Linked DNA regions of Homo sapiens: region 1 is linked to region 2. A link is a contact called in ENCODE Hi-C or POLR2A ChIA-PET data. All regions are on one chromosome and are shown on one strand. The core of a region is the stretch at or near the end of the contact, and the rest is flanking DNA. Distances in the headings are between cores, read along the strand shown.

Evidence for each region. A loop is a pair of places that touch in the nucleus more often than their neighbours do. ChIA-PET counts read pairs that join two places held with the same protein, here RNA polymerase II (POLR2A). Pooled maps may share reads with other maps.
Region 1: a map of CD4-positive, alpha-beta T cell shows a loop between it and region 2 (3-fold over the local background). The contact joins the promoter of QTGAL here to the enhancer-like site in region 2. A Hi-C loop is called at or near these places in 15 of 168 maps with a recorded cell type or tissue (B cell, CD14-positive monocyte, CD4-positive, alpha-beta T cell and 10 more), 12 of 37 single-sample maps with no recorded cell type and 16 of 50 pooled maps. POLR2A ChIA-PET finds 5 or more read pairs at or near these places in 11 of 52 experiments (CD4-positive, alpha-beta T cell, CD4-positive, alpha-beta memory T cell, CD8-positive, alpha-beta T cell and 8 more).

What each region holds. Positions count from the first base shown.
Region 1 is chr17:83,050,020-83,056,920 of GRCh38, forward strand. QTGAL (queuosine-tRNA galactosyltransferase) reads right to left here and starts at 1,751. Exons shown (of 13, transcript NM_001009905.3): 1 at 1,718-1,751. The coding sequence starts at 1,732. It overlaps LOC124904094, which reads left to right and starts at 1,168. Exons shown (of 4, transcript XR_007065967.1): 1 at 1,168-1,226.
Region 2 is chr17:82,984,448-82,991,375 of GRCh38, forward strand. All of the region lies in intron 6 of QTGAL (queuosine-tRNA galactosyltransferase), which reads right to left. Among named protein-coding and RNA genes, the nearest start is that of QTGAL, 64 kb to the right of the region's middle. RefSeq lists enhancers at 1-261, 1,666-1,960. Within about 2 kb of position 1,769, at least 4 of the 41 ENCODE cell types and tissues checked have a DNase peak (open chromatin) inside an H3K27ac peak, as active enhancers do; they include CD4-positive, alpha-beta T cell and natural killer cell, where a contact is called at or near this core.

The DNA.
Region 1 (6,901 bases), core at 501-3,000, 66 kb after region 2:
AGTTCTTTACAAATGAAACCTCACTCTGTCTCTTCCTGGACTTAGGTTAATAAGAATAAAACGAGTTCTGGCCGGGCGCGGTAGCTCACGCCTGTAATCACAGCAGTTTGGGAGGCCGAGGCGGGCAGATCATCTGATGTCGGGAGTTCAAGACCAGCCTGACCAACATGGAGAAACCCCGTCCCTACTAAAAATACAAAATTACCCTGGTGTGGTGGTGCATGCCTGTAATCCCAGCTACTCGGGAGGCTGAGGCAGGAGAAACGCTTGAACCCGGGAGGCAGAGGTTGCGGTGAGCCGAGCTCGCGCCATTGTACTCCAGCCTGGGCAACGAGTGTGAAACTCCATTTCAAAAAATAAAAATTAAAAAAAAAATAAAACGAGTTCCCTAATTTATTTACAAATTTACCTTAGTTTGGATTTACTTAGAGGAAAAGAAGGAAATAATTTTTCTCAAGATCTACAAAATATAATGTTTCTATCAAAGATAGACCTTGATTCACCTGTTACCAATTTTAGTAAGACTGGAATAAAAAAGAAAAAAGGCTGGAAAAAAAACAAACAAAAAAACAAAAAACAGAAAACATGCTGAGCCTTTGGGCGACTGCTAATCCTACATCCCTGTGGTTGTTCCCTGCATCGGCCTATTGGCTGGGTCTGAACCCTGAGGGCCTTTGCTCCAGCCTCTGCCGGAGCACGGGGAAGGTGTTCGGGGCTTAAGGGCAGGTTTTTAGGGCACGTGTTTGGGGTAAGTGTGCTGGGCACACAGGCAGGTGTGTGGGCACGGAGGAGGTGTGCAGGTAGGTGTGTGGGATGCGCAGGCAGGTGTGCACGGCAGGTGCACGGGCAGGTATGGGGCACGGGCATGTATGCAGGACGCAGAGCAGGTGTGTGAAGCAGGTGTGCAGGCACAAGACGTGTGTGTGGGGCATGGGCAAGTGTGCCGGGAATGTGTGACGGCAGACGTGTGGGGTGCGAGGTTGTGTGGGGGCACACGGACAGGTGTGCAGGCAGGTGTGGGGCACGGGGAGGTGTGCAGACCAGGTGTGTGGGGTGCGGGAGCGAGGCAGGTGCGCGCGGCAGGTGCGCGGGGGCGAGTCAGGAGCGCGGGGCACGTGTGTGGGGTGTGGGGCAGGTGTGCGGGGGCGGGGCAGGTGTGCAGGGCAGGCGTGCAGGGGCAAGGCAGGTGCGTAAGAGCGAGGCAGATGCGCAGGTGCGCGGACCAGGTGTGTGAGGTGCGGGGGCAGGTGCGCGGGGGCGGGGCAGGTGCGCAGGAGCGAGGCGGGAGCGAGGCAGGTGTGCGGGCGCGGGGAAGGAGCGCGGGGCAGGCGGGCGGGGATGAGGCAGGTGCGCCGTTCCTCCACCCCACGACCAGGTGAGGGCGAACGGGGAACTGCCTGAGCTCCGAGCCCGGAAGCTTCAAAATCAGAACGAGGAAGGTCGGTGAGGAGGCCACGCTCGCGGGACGGGGGCAGGAAGCGCAGCCGGAGCTGCAGATCTCGGCCGCGCCCCGCGGGCTCCAATCCCGAGCGTCCCCCGCACGCGCAGCCGCGCTCGCCCGCGGGGCCTAAGGGCTGCTCAGGGCGGAGACCCCGTAGGTGAGCCCGAGAGGCGGTGCGGGGCTGCGAACCCCGGAGCGAGAGAGGACTGGAGGGCGGGGTGAGGGGACGCGAGGACCCAGCCTGCACGGCGGGGCACCCTCCCCGCTGGCACCTACCACGTGGGCCTGCATGGCCTGGCTCTCCTCGGACGCCCCGCCCACGCCGGCTCCGCTCATCCCGCCGCTTCGGCCTACGGCGCCTGCGCGGGCGGCACCAGGAGGCGGGTCTGAGGCCAGGCAATCTCCGATTGGTGCAGAGCGGCGTCCATAGGGGTGGGCCTCCCGGAGGGGCGTGGAAGGGGCGGGGCTGCTCGGCGCGGGGCGGGGCCGGGAGGTCGCCGCCTCAGTCTTCCGCCCTGGGCCACGCCCCGGTCCCGGGTCACCTCTCGGAGCCGCCTCCTTGGCCCGTGGAAGCCTCCTGCTCTCCCCTAGGGCGCGCGTCACAATCTCTGGTCCCCCGTAGACGCCGCCGCGGGGAAGGCGGGGCTGTGCGAGGGCGCCGCGCTGCAAACCCAAGCCAGGCGGCCTGGAGTTGCTGTAAAGCCTCAAGCAAGGCTGATATGTAAAAGGTCGTTGCATTTCACCCGGGCTGTGGGCTGTGCTACTTGACCGGGGAGGACGAGGGGACTGCAGGGCGTCCTTTCAGACAGACGCGGTAGGGAGAGCAGGGCGTGCAGGACACTTGACGGCCCCAGGAGAGGGGTGAGGCCCTGACCCCACCGGGGTGTCATCCAGGAGGAAGGGTGCCCGGGGCGAGGTCCCCCAGGAGAAGTGCCCAGGCCTGAGGCCTTGACCCCACTGAGATGTCCCCCCAGGAGGAGGGGTGCCCGGGGTTAGCTCCCCTAGGAGGAGGGGTACCCGGGAGTGAGGCCCTGACCCCACCGCGAGGTCCCCCAGGAGGAGGGGTGCCCAGGAGTGAGGCCCTGACCCCACCAGGAGGTCCTCCAGGAGGAGGGGTGCCCAGGAGTGAGGCCCTCACCCCACCGTGAGGTCCCCCAGAAGGAGGGGTGCCCAGGAGTGAGACCCTGACCCCACCAGGAGGTCCCCCAGGAGGAGGGGTGCCCGGGAGTGAGGCCCTGACCCCACCGCGAGGTCCCCCAGGAGGAGGGGTGCCCAGGAGTGAGGCCCTGACCCCACCAGGAGGTCCCCCAGGAGGAGGGGTGCCCGGGAGTGAGGCCCTGACCCCACCGCGAGGTCCCCCAGGAGGAGGGGTGCCCAGGAGTGAGACCCTGACCCCACCAGGAGGTCCCCCAGGAGGAGGGGTGCCCGGGAGTGAGGCCCTGACCCCACCGCGAGGTCCCCCAGGAGGAGGGGTGCCCGGGAGTGAGGCCCTGACCCCACCGTGAGGTCCTCCAGGAGGAGGGGTGCCCGGGAGTGAGGCCCTGACCCCACCGTGAGGTCCCCCAGGAGAAGGGGTGCCTGGGGAAAGACATGACCTCAGTAGCTCCGGGTACCCTCCACCTTTGCCCTCATTTCCGCCTCCGCATGCAGCCTTGGGAACTGCAGGGCTGGGAACCCGGAGAAGGCGGCCGGGCTCTGGGGGAGCTCAGAGGTGGCCTTCCCTGCCAGGAACACAGGCCAGGCCCCATCCCTATCTAACCTTATACTTGAGGAGCACAGAGCGGATATCTCCAGATTTGAGTCCTGAACGCGCGGCCGGGAACCCCAGCAGTTCTGAACTTGTCAAGGGAGCAGCCTGCCATGAGGGGTCTCCCAGGCGGCTGTGAGGCCTCTGGAAACTCCCTGCTTGGAGGAGGTTGACTGGGGACAGGGCCGTGGGGGTCAATAAAAAGGACTGCTGCCATTAGCCCTGGGCTGCCTGCACACAGAGATTAAGCCCGCTTGGGATTTGTTCCAGCTGATCTGAAGTAATGAGTAATTCACAATTAATGAGCATGGCTGTAAGCAGCCCTTCCTGGACAAATCCTTGGCTGTCCAAAACTAAGATTAAATGCAAATCATTCTGTCAATTAACCGTTACAACAAAGCCAAACTTCTGTTAAGCATCACTTCATAGATGGTTTTTTTTCCCTTAAATTGCCTCCTTGTTTGCAAAGCCTGTTTTACAAGTGGACTGCTTAAGTCACATGAGTGAAAATGCAGCCTTATTTACCGTTCAGCAAAAGCTATCTGAGAATTTGCTTCCAGGGACTTCATGTTCTCCAGAGGTTGGGGTACTAGGAATCATTTCATTGTAAAGGACTCAGTAAAAAGTAGCCCTGTAGCTGCCAGAATGCGCCGTAGGCTCATGATAAGGTAGGTGGTAAGGGCCAGAGGTCAGGGGTCACAGATGGCTTCTGCCCCTCCACAGCACATGGTGTCCAGAACTGGGCTTGCCTCTCACCTTCCTTCCTGTACATTTCCTGGTGCCAGAAATTTGCTTTTCACTGACTTCCCCCTAATTCAAATTTGATTAGAATCTCCTTTTTGGGAACATTCAAAGTGCCAAGGTGCGTTTCAGAAATGCAGGGTTGCAGAGGTGGGGTCCTGAAATCCAAGGGTGGTGGGGCCTGAGATCACTGCCCTCGCAGTAGGAAGATCCTCGGGGAGAGGTCAGCAGAGGGCCCGGACAGAAGGCACTGACACTGTACCCTGGAGAGAGACAGGAAGGAGGACCTGGGGCCTCAGAGCTGGCCGGGTGGAGATCGTGTGGTCTTCGTTCAGAGGGAAGTGAGGTGCTGATGAAAGATGATTGACGTCACGTGGGCACCAGCAGAGGAAGTGACACAAAACGCCCCACAGCTTTGGGTTCACTGAGTGGGCAGTTGTATTTATTTATTTTATTTTATTTTTGTAGAGATGGGGTCTTGCTGTTGCCCAGACTGGTCTCGAGCTCTTGGCCTCCCAAACTGCTGGGATTACAAGTGAGAGCCATTGCAGATAGCCAGTTTTCTTTATTTTTAATTGTTGTTTGTGCAAAAGGTTTTGGCGAATACTGGCTATATTCAGAGGACTCAGTACCAGTTGCCAGGGGCCTGGAGTAGGTGCTGTGGTCTCAATGTGTGTGTCCCCCCAAACCATATGTTGACACCTAACCCCCAAGGCGATGTGGTTAGGAGATGGAGCTTTAAGGAGGTGACTGGGCCGTGAGGGCTGTCCTCTCATGACGGACGAGTGCCCTTCAACGAGACTTGAAGGAGCCCTTCTGTCCCTTCCTCCACGTGAGGACACATAGAAGGTACCATCTCTGGGGAACAGGCTGTCACCAAACACCAAGTCTGCTGGCGCCTGGATCCTGGACTTCTCAGCCTCTACAACTGTGTGCAATACATTTCTACTGTTTATCAATCACATGGTCAGAGGTATTTTGTTACAGCAGCACAAATGGACCAAGACATCAGGTCTCCAAATCGAAGAACTTCTCAGCAGCCTTCAGTGCTGGGTGGGGAGACAGAGGTTCCCTGCAGGTCCCCACAGACAGTGTTAGACTCAGTGCTGGGTGGGGAGACAGAGGTTCCCTGCAGGTCCGCACGGACGGTGTTAGACTCGGTGCTGGGTGGGGAGACAGAGGTTCCCTGCAGGTCCGCACGGACGGTGTTAGACTCGGTGCTGGGTGGGGAGACAGAGGTTCCCTGCAGGTCCGCACGGACGGTGTTAGACTCGGTGCTGGGTGGGGAGACAGAGGTTCCCTGCAGGTCCCCACGGACAGTGTTAGACTCGGTGCTGGGTGGGGAGGTTCCCAGCAGGTCCGCACGGACGGTGTTAGACTCGGTGCTGGGTGGGGAGGTTCCCTGCAGGTCCGCACGGACGGTGTTAGACTCGGTGCTGGGTGGGTTGACAGAGGTTCCCTGCAGGTCCGCACGGACGGTGTTAGACTGGGTGCTGGGTGGGGAGGTTCCCTGCAGGTCCGCACGGACGGTGTTAAACTCGGTGCTGGGTGGGGAGGTTCCCTGCAGGTCCGCACGGACGGTGTTAGACTCGGTGCTGGGTGGGGAGACAGGTTCCCTGCAGGTCCCCACAGACAGTGTTAGACTCGGTGCTGGGTGGGGAGGTTCCCTGCAGGTCCGCACGGACGGTGTTAGACTCGGTGCTGGGTGGGGAGACAGAGGTTCCCTGCAGGTCCCCACAGACAGTGTTAGACTCGGTGCTGGGTGGGGAGGTTCCCTGCAGGTCCGCACGGACGGTGTTAGACTCGGTGCTGGGTGGGGAGACAGAGGTTCCCTGCAGGTCCGCACGGACGGTGTTAGACTCAGTGCTGGGTGGGGAGACAGAGGTTCCCTGCAGGTCCGCACAGATGGTGTTAGACTCGGTGCTGGGTGGGGAGACAGAGGTTCCCTGCAGGTCCGCACGGACGGTGTTAGACTTGGGGGACACTGGGTCCCCAGTAAGAATGATTCTGATGTGAGTGCAGCTAGTGAGGGCTGAGTTCAAGCTTTAAAGACAAGAGCCCAACAGGTTCCTTCAACAGCCTGATCCCCTAGACCTTCGTGTGTCCAAGTCTCCAGAGGGGATGAACCTCAACAGACCTGGTTCGACCTCCCCTAGGCAGTGGGTGCTGCCTGGAGGGCAGGGTCGCTCGAGACTGTAGGAGACTCTGCACGTGGTGACCATAGCACCCCCATAATAAAGCAGCCCGTGAGGGCAGCCTGGCTGTTCGGCGATGTGTGCACTGAGGTCATCTCTCCTACTCTGTCTCAGCTATTTAAAGGCTGTGACTCACCATGTGGATTTAATGACTTATTAAGGAGTTGCAGCCCATGCTTTTTAAAAAAGTAATCTACAAAAAAATAAATGAAAAAGTCTTCAGGACAGTAGACTTAAGTGCGGATGTGGTCCCTCGAGTTCCATTTTTCAGCCGCCCACATTCCTGGGATTCAGACCTGTTGGGGATTGTAGGATTCTAGTTGCACAGGGAAACCCAGAGTCAATTCAGGAGGATAATTCTGAGCCAGGGGTGGGGGTACCGGCCTGGAGCTCCGGGGGGTACGGGCTGATCCTACGAAAGGAAAGTCAAGCCTGTGAATTGCAGAGCCTGGACAGAGAAGTTGAGGTGACGGCGTTCTGCAGATCCGTGAAATTCTATTACACGTCAGAGGGAAGGGACGGCCTCATGTGGCCCCTTGGAGGGACCAAGCCCTACCCAGCGCCTTGCCCAAGTCAGCACGCAGTCAGTGTTGGCTCCACCCACCTGCACCGTCAGGCCTTCTGGAAAGAGAAGGAGATCCGACTGACGGAGCGTCTCCAAACTTCCAAGCAAATATTACCTCGTTAAAGCCCAGTGCCACATGACTGACCTGGAGCCACAGCCTGCCCTCCTTCCCTGGGCCTACAGGAAGGGGGAGGTTCCTGTCACCAGAACCG
Region 2 (6,928 bases), core at 519-3,018:
GAGGATGCAGGGAGAGACCACGTGATTATGCAGGGGAGAGGCCACAGGAGGACGCAGGGAGAGGCCACAGGAGGATGCAGGGAGAGACCACGTGATTATGCAGGGGAGAGGCCATGTGAGCACACAGGGAGAGGCTACAGGGTCGTGCAGGGAAAGGGTGCCATCTGCAAGCCACAGAGAGGCATGAGGAGGAACCCACCCTGCCAGCAGCCTGAGCTTGGACCTCCAGACCCAAGAACTTTAAGAACACAAATGTCTGTTGTTTAAGCTGCCCTGTCTGTAGTGTTCCTTTATGGGGGCCTGAGCTGGGACGGCGGGGAAGCAGGGATCCCCCCAGGAGACGTGCAGGGCAGCAGGGGTCCGCGTCACACCACTGTCTGCCTTCCCTTCTTGGTGAGTGCGGCCCACCCCGGGTAGCTAGAGCAGGAGCATGCATCTCAGCCCTGTCCACTTCCTTCAAGCTGCCAGGACCTCTGAGTCCCCTTCGTGGCCCTGCTGGGACCCCCTCCCTCGAGTTTCCAGAAGGGCCCAAGGCAACCTGGGAAGCCGGGTGGCGGTTCTGCCCATGCCTCCCCTTTGGGCCTCCCTGGAATCAGGAGATGCAGCCCCCTGGGGAAGGGACAGAAGGTACAAAGAGGGCCTGTCTCAGACAGGGGCGCTTTCAGGCAGGCACCACCCCAGGCCACTGGCATAGACAACTTTCACCTTTCGGTTTGTTTAGAATTAGCAGTGTTAATTTTACACAGCTCTGATTTAACGTTGTATGTGGTGACTATCCCATCAGGCATGTCAAACAGACACATCAAAAGTCAAATCAAAATATGCCACTTCCCACATCACAAATGTGACTCAGACAATGAACATAAAACTTGACTTGGTGGCTGAGTTACCTTATTAAAATAGTTGGAAGTGATTTCTGTTAATGTAACAGCTGAGAAATGGTTTAAATGAGATCTCTTCTTTGAACTTCACACGTTAATTCCCACTAACTTGCTAAAGGAAAATTCTATCTAAGAGGACCTACCTGATTTATTTGTTATGACTGGGTCTTCATGTTACCCCTCGATTCGGAACATGAATTTCTGGTTCAAACTGTGCCTCCTCCACTTCAATTACATCCTTGGTGTTTAGTGGCACCGTTTTCACGTGACTCCTGCTACCCAAGAATCAAAAGCAGCAGAAGCCCGTGCTCAGCAGGTCCTGAGGCTGCGGCGACCCCACGCCTCCCACTGCCCTAATACGCGGGACTGAATCTCCAAAGAGGAAAACCAAAATCAGGAGCCCAGGGTTGATCGGAGGCCAAAAGCTTCCACAATGAATATGGAATTTTTACTTCCCAGTTAAGAAGAAGAGAGGCCTTACGAGGTTTTCCATTTCCCTGCCCCGTGAGACAGCTGGCATTCTTTAAGAAAAGCATTAAAAATCATCGTGTATTCCAGGAAAGTGTGTGTCCCTGAAGAAGTGGCACATCCCAGAATCTCTGAACTCTGGTGATGGGAGGACCCAGGAGGGCTCCTCAGGAGGGTCCGGGCCTGTTCTCTGTGCACTCCAAGTGCTGAGTGCCTGGGATCAAAGCCCTCATGCTGTCTTCAGGAGCCCTGCTCAGAAACCTGACACCGGGCCAGGAGCTCAGGGCGAGGGACTCTGCACACCCTTTCAACGTGGGGGACCCTCTCCGCTTCCCAGCCAGGAAGCTGCACCAGACACTCACAAAGGTGACTTTGTGCCCGTGAACTCGGCTGCAGCCCACAGTTTGGGCTTGCTGCCGCCGGTGCAGACAGGAAATAGCTGCTCTGCGGCAGCCCGACCCCGTGGCCACAGAGCAGCCTCTGTTCCTTGGTAATCGTCAACATCTGGCAGGCACCTCCACGCCCCTCCGCCCCCACCATACGCTGCTGGCTGGAGGCTCCCGTGCAATGCCAGGTGTGTTGGGAGAGGACAGGCTATACCCACAAGCTGGGCTGGAAGTAAGGAAATCGCTTTAAAAGCAGGAAAACAAATTCGCTTCCCCACGCTTTAACCACTGGTACCTGTAAGAGGCCATCAATGGAATATTCATCTTCTCCAAATGTAAAAAGTAAATCTAAATGGAAGAAGGTCTTTTTCTTCCCCCGCTTTTCCGCGTGACACAGGATGTTATGGAATAGAACTTGAAAGCTGGTGAAGCAGATTTGATGCGGAAAGCAAAGCTCATCAAGGAACCCTGATCACTGTGAACTCACTTAATGGAATAGTTGATGCCGTCATCATAAACAGCACCAACGTTAGAAGCCAGTGATCCTTATACTAAGGTTTCAGTTTTACTGCAGATCAAAATTACATTTTCAAAATTCAGAAAGCATTTCATTACATGGTGCGATCACAAGAAATCCGTAATGTTGGGGCGTATTACTCCCACAACCTCGCTATTAGAGGTGGACGTCCTGGCACCCCTCATGGGGTGCAGAGCACCTTTCTCCTCTTGGACTGAGGTGTGCAGCTGGCTGCCCCCGCTCCTCCCTGTCCCACTAACCTGACCATACCCCCACGAGGCAGAGTGCCTTTCTCCTGCCCTGGAGTGGGGCTGACACAGTCTCGAACACCATAATCCAGGATGTTGAAATCCTGAAAGATCAAAATCCCTAAAGTCTAAAATCCCCCAAATCACAATCCTGAAAAATGTAGTTCTTGAAAAAATAATTTTAAAAATTCTTTACCCCATTTACCCTAATATAGTTATTACACTTTGCATGCCTTTATCAAAATATCTCATGTGCTCCATAATTATATACACCTACTATGTGTCCATAAAAATTTAAAAAATTCTTTATCTCAAATGTTAGCGAGAAAAAGGAAAAAATAAATAATGATTTGAAAGACATTTGCTTACAATTTTAAAAAGAAGACTTATTTGAGAAATGTACAAAAACATGACAGCATGCTTCATAGGCCACTTTACACAATAAAACAGACAATACTAACACACACATTTTTACAAGCATAAACACTCAAGTACACTAATGACAGTCACATGGGTATAACGGTTAATGAGCAGATGAACCGTATTCATAAAGAAATAGCTCCTGTCATCTGAAATATTCTGTTGGACAACCTAAGTCTTTGGACAAGATCCATCAAAAACCATGATGGTTGTATATGTGTGGTTTTATTTCTGAGATCTCTATTCTGTTCTGTTGGCCTATGTGTCTGTTTTTGTACCAGTACCATGCTGTTTTGGTTACTGTAGACTTGTAGTATAGTTTGAAGTCAGGGAGTGTGATGTCTCCAGCTTTGTTCTTTTTGCTTAGGACTGTCTTGGTTATACAGGCTCTTTTTCAGTTCTACATGAATTTTAAAGTAGTTTTTTCTAATTCTGTGAGGAATGTCAATGGTAATTTAATGGGAATAGCATTGAATCTATAAGTTACTTTGGGCAGTATGGCCATTTTCACGATATTGATTCTTCCTATCCATGAGCATGGAATATTTTTCCATTTGTTTGTGTCCTCTCTTATTTCCTTGAGCAGTGGTTTGTAGTTCTCCTTGAAGAGGTCCTTCACCTCCCTTGTTAGCTGTATTCCTAGGTATTTTATTCTCTTTGTAGCAATTGTGAATGGAAGTTCATTCATGATTTAGCTCTCTGCTTGTCTACTGTTGGTGTATAGGAATGCTTGTGATTTTTGCACATTGATTTTGTATCCTGAGACTTTGCTGAAGTTGCTTATCAGCTTAAGGAGCTTTTGGGCTAAGATGATGAAGTTTTCTAAATATAGGATCATGTTGTCTGCAAACAGAGCTTCGACAAACCTGACAAAAACAAGTAATGGGGAAAGGATTCCCTGTTTAATAAATGGTGCAGGGAAAACTGGCTAGCCATATGCAGAAAACTGAAACTGGAGCCCTTCTTTACACCTTATACAAAAATTAACTCAAGATGGATTAAAGACTTAAACGTAAAACCCAAAACTACAAAAACCCTACAAGAAACTCTAGGCAATACCATTCGGGACATAGGCATGGGAAAATATTACATGACAAAAACATCAAAAGCAATTACAACAAAAGCAAAATTGACAAATGGGACCTAATTAAACTAAAGAGCTTCTGCACAGCAAAAGAAACTACACCATCAGAGTGAACAGACAAGCTATGGAATGGGGGAAAATTTTTGCAATCTGTCCATCTGACAAAGGTCTAATATCTGGAATCTACAAGGAACTTAACTTTACAAGAAAAAACAAACAACCCATCAAAAAGTGGGCAAAGGACATGAACAGACACTTCTCAAAAGAAGACATTTAGGCAGCAACAAACATATGATAAAAAGCTCAACATCACTGATCATCAGAGAATTGAAAACCAAAACCACAATGAGATACCACCTCAAGCCAGTCAGAATGGCGATTTTTTAAAAATCAAGAAACAACAGATGCTGGCAAGGCTGTGGAGAAGTAGGGATGCTTTTACACTGTTGGTGGGAATGTAAATTAGTCCAACCATTGTGTAAGACAGTGTGGTGATTCCTCAAGGATCTACAACCAGAAATGCCATTTGACCCAGCAATCCTACTACTGGTACATACCCAAAGGAATACAGATCATTCTATTATAAAGGTACATGCACGCGTATGTTCACTGCAGCACCATTCACAATAGCAAAGACATGTAATCAACCCAAATGCCCATCAATGATAGACTGGATAAAGAAAATGTGGTATACCATGGAATATTATGTAGTCATAAAAATGAATGAGATCATGTACTTTGCAGGGACATAGATGGAGGTGGAAGCCATTATCCTCAGCAAACCAAAACAGGAACAGAAACCCAAACACTGCATGTTCTCACTCATAAGTGGGAGCTGAACAATGAGAACATATGGACACGGGGGGAACAACACACACTACGGCCTGTTGTGGAGGTGGGGGAAGGGAGGGCATCAGGAAAAATAGCTAATGCATGCAGGGCTTAATACCTAGGTGGTGGGTTGATGGGTGCAGCAAACCACCATGGCACAGGTTTGCCTATGTAACAAATGTACCCCCCATTCTGCACATGTATTCTGGAACTAAAAAAAAAAAAAAAAAAAAAGATGGTTACCACCACATACACATTCACCCCAAAAGCCAAGATCTCAAGAAATTTCATCTTTCATAAATGCAGATGTACAAAAAGGACATCTTTTCATTTACTAAGGAAGTTTCAACGTTTTTACGGACATGCACAATGCTTACAAAGTCAACATTGTTGATAGTGCACCTTTGTGGAGTCGAATTTGCAAAAAGATGCATAAATGAATTACAGCTCTGTAAAAGAAATGATGCAAAGGTGAAACACAAGCATAGTGATTGTAAAACATAATGCTGACAATTTAAAATAGAAAAAACAAACAAAAATAGAAAAAATTACAAACAATAAAAAACTAAACAGAAAATCTGATTTATGAAAAAGTATACCACAGGAGTATATTACGGGCAATTGCACAGAAACAGTCCCTAAGAGCTGGCTGACTTTCACAATCATTAAGTGTATTTTGAAGGTTTGCATCACAATGGATAACCGCTTTCTTTTAAGACATGGCTTCCTTGGAGAATGAGCTCACATTCATCTTCTCTGCGGCACTGCTCTTTTTGAAACTCCTCTGTGATTTGACACACACCAGGATAAGCCTTCTCCTTACATTTTCCCGTCTTCCATGCTGTGCTTCTGTGTTGTTCTGGGTACGTGGATATGCATTCTGCATGCCCTCTTGTACAGACCCCAGGTTTAATACAAACCATACTGGTGATGGAACAGAACACTGTTGTGTAAGTGTCTTCTTATCCTACTATACACACAATTATTTTGAAGCAGTCAGTCACTTTGCTGGTTTCTTTGGGCAAATGTGGCCATGATTCCCTAAAAGCTCTCAGTGTGTGATCAGCTGGGAGGAACGCCAACGCAGGCAGTGTCATCAGCAGGAACGCCAACACAGGCAAGAGACTCGCCATCGTAGGCAAGAGACTCAACTCATTTTTAAACGGAAGTTTCTGTCACTGCCATATCACGTGGCCAAGCCACTCATCTGGATTTTGCACCAAATGCATTGGACTGAATGGAAAAAACAAACTTTATTGGTAACAACTTGAAATTCACTTACAGAAGACTTGATGGCACCTAATTCCAAATCCATCATTATAGTTTGGGGATTCAGTTAGATGCTAGGAATTTTAGATTTGGGGATTTTGATCTTTAGGGATTTCAAATTTCAGAATTACAGCACTGGAGATTCTGTCTTCCAGGACTGTGACAGGCACTGGTTGAAGCCCTAACCCCCTATTTGAGGTATTGTGGAAATGGGGCCTCTGGGAGATGATTAGATTTCACGTGAGGGTGGGGCTCTACTGGGATCAGTGTCTTTATAATAAGAGACACCACAGAGCCTGCTCTCTCTCCCTCTGTCTCTGCCATATCAGGGTTCAGAGAAAAGGTGGGTGTCTGCAAGCCAGGAAGAGCCACATCAGAAAGCAAGCCCTGCCAGGTCTTGATCTAAGACTTTCCAGCTTCCAGAATTGTGAGAAAATAAATTCTGTTGTTTAAGCCACCTAGCCTCTGGCATTTTGTTATGGCAGCCTGAGCTGATTAAGATAATAATCCAGATCGTAGATGAAAATTAACTAAAAAATGGATTGTAGATCTGTATGTAAAACCCAAAACTATACACTTTTTAGAAGAAAACAGGAGGAAAACTTTTGTGAACTGGGTTAGCCAAAGATTTCTTAGATACAACATCAAAACCACATCCATGGGCGGGGAGTGGGGAGCAAGGTGGCTGATATGGTTTGGCTGTGTCCCTACCCAAATCTCATCTTGAATTGTACTCCCATAATTCCCACGTGTTGTGGGAAGGACCCAGTGGGAGATAACTGAATCATGAGGGCAGTTTCCCCCATACTGTTCTCATGGTAGTG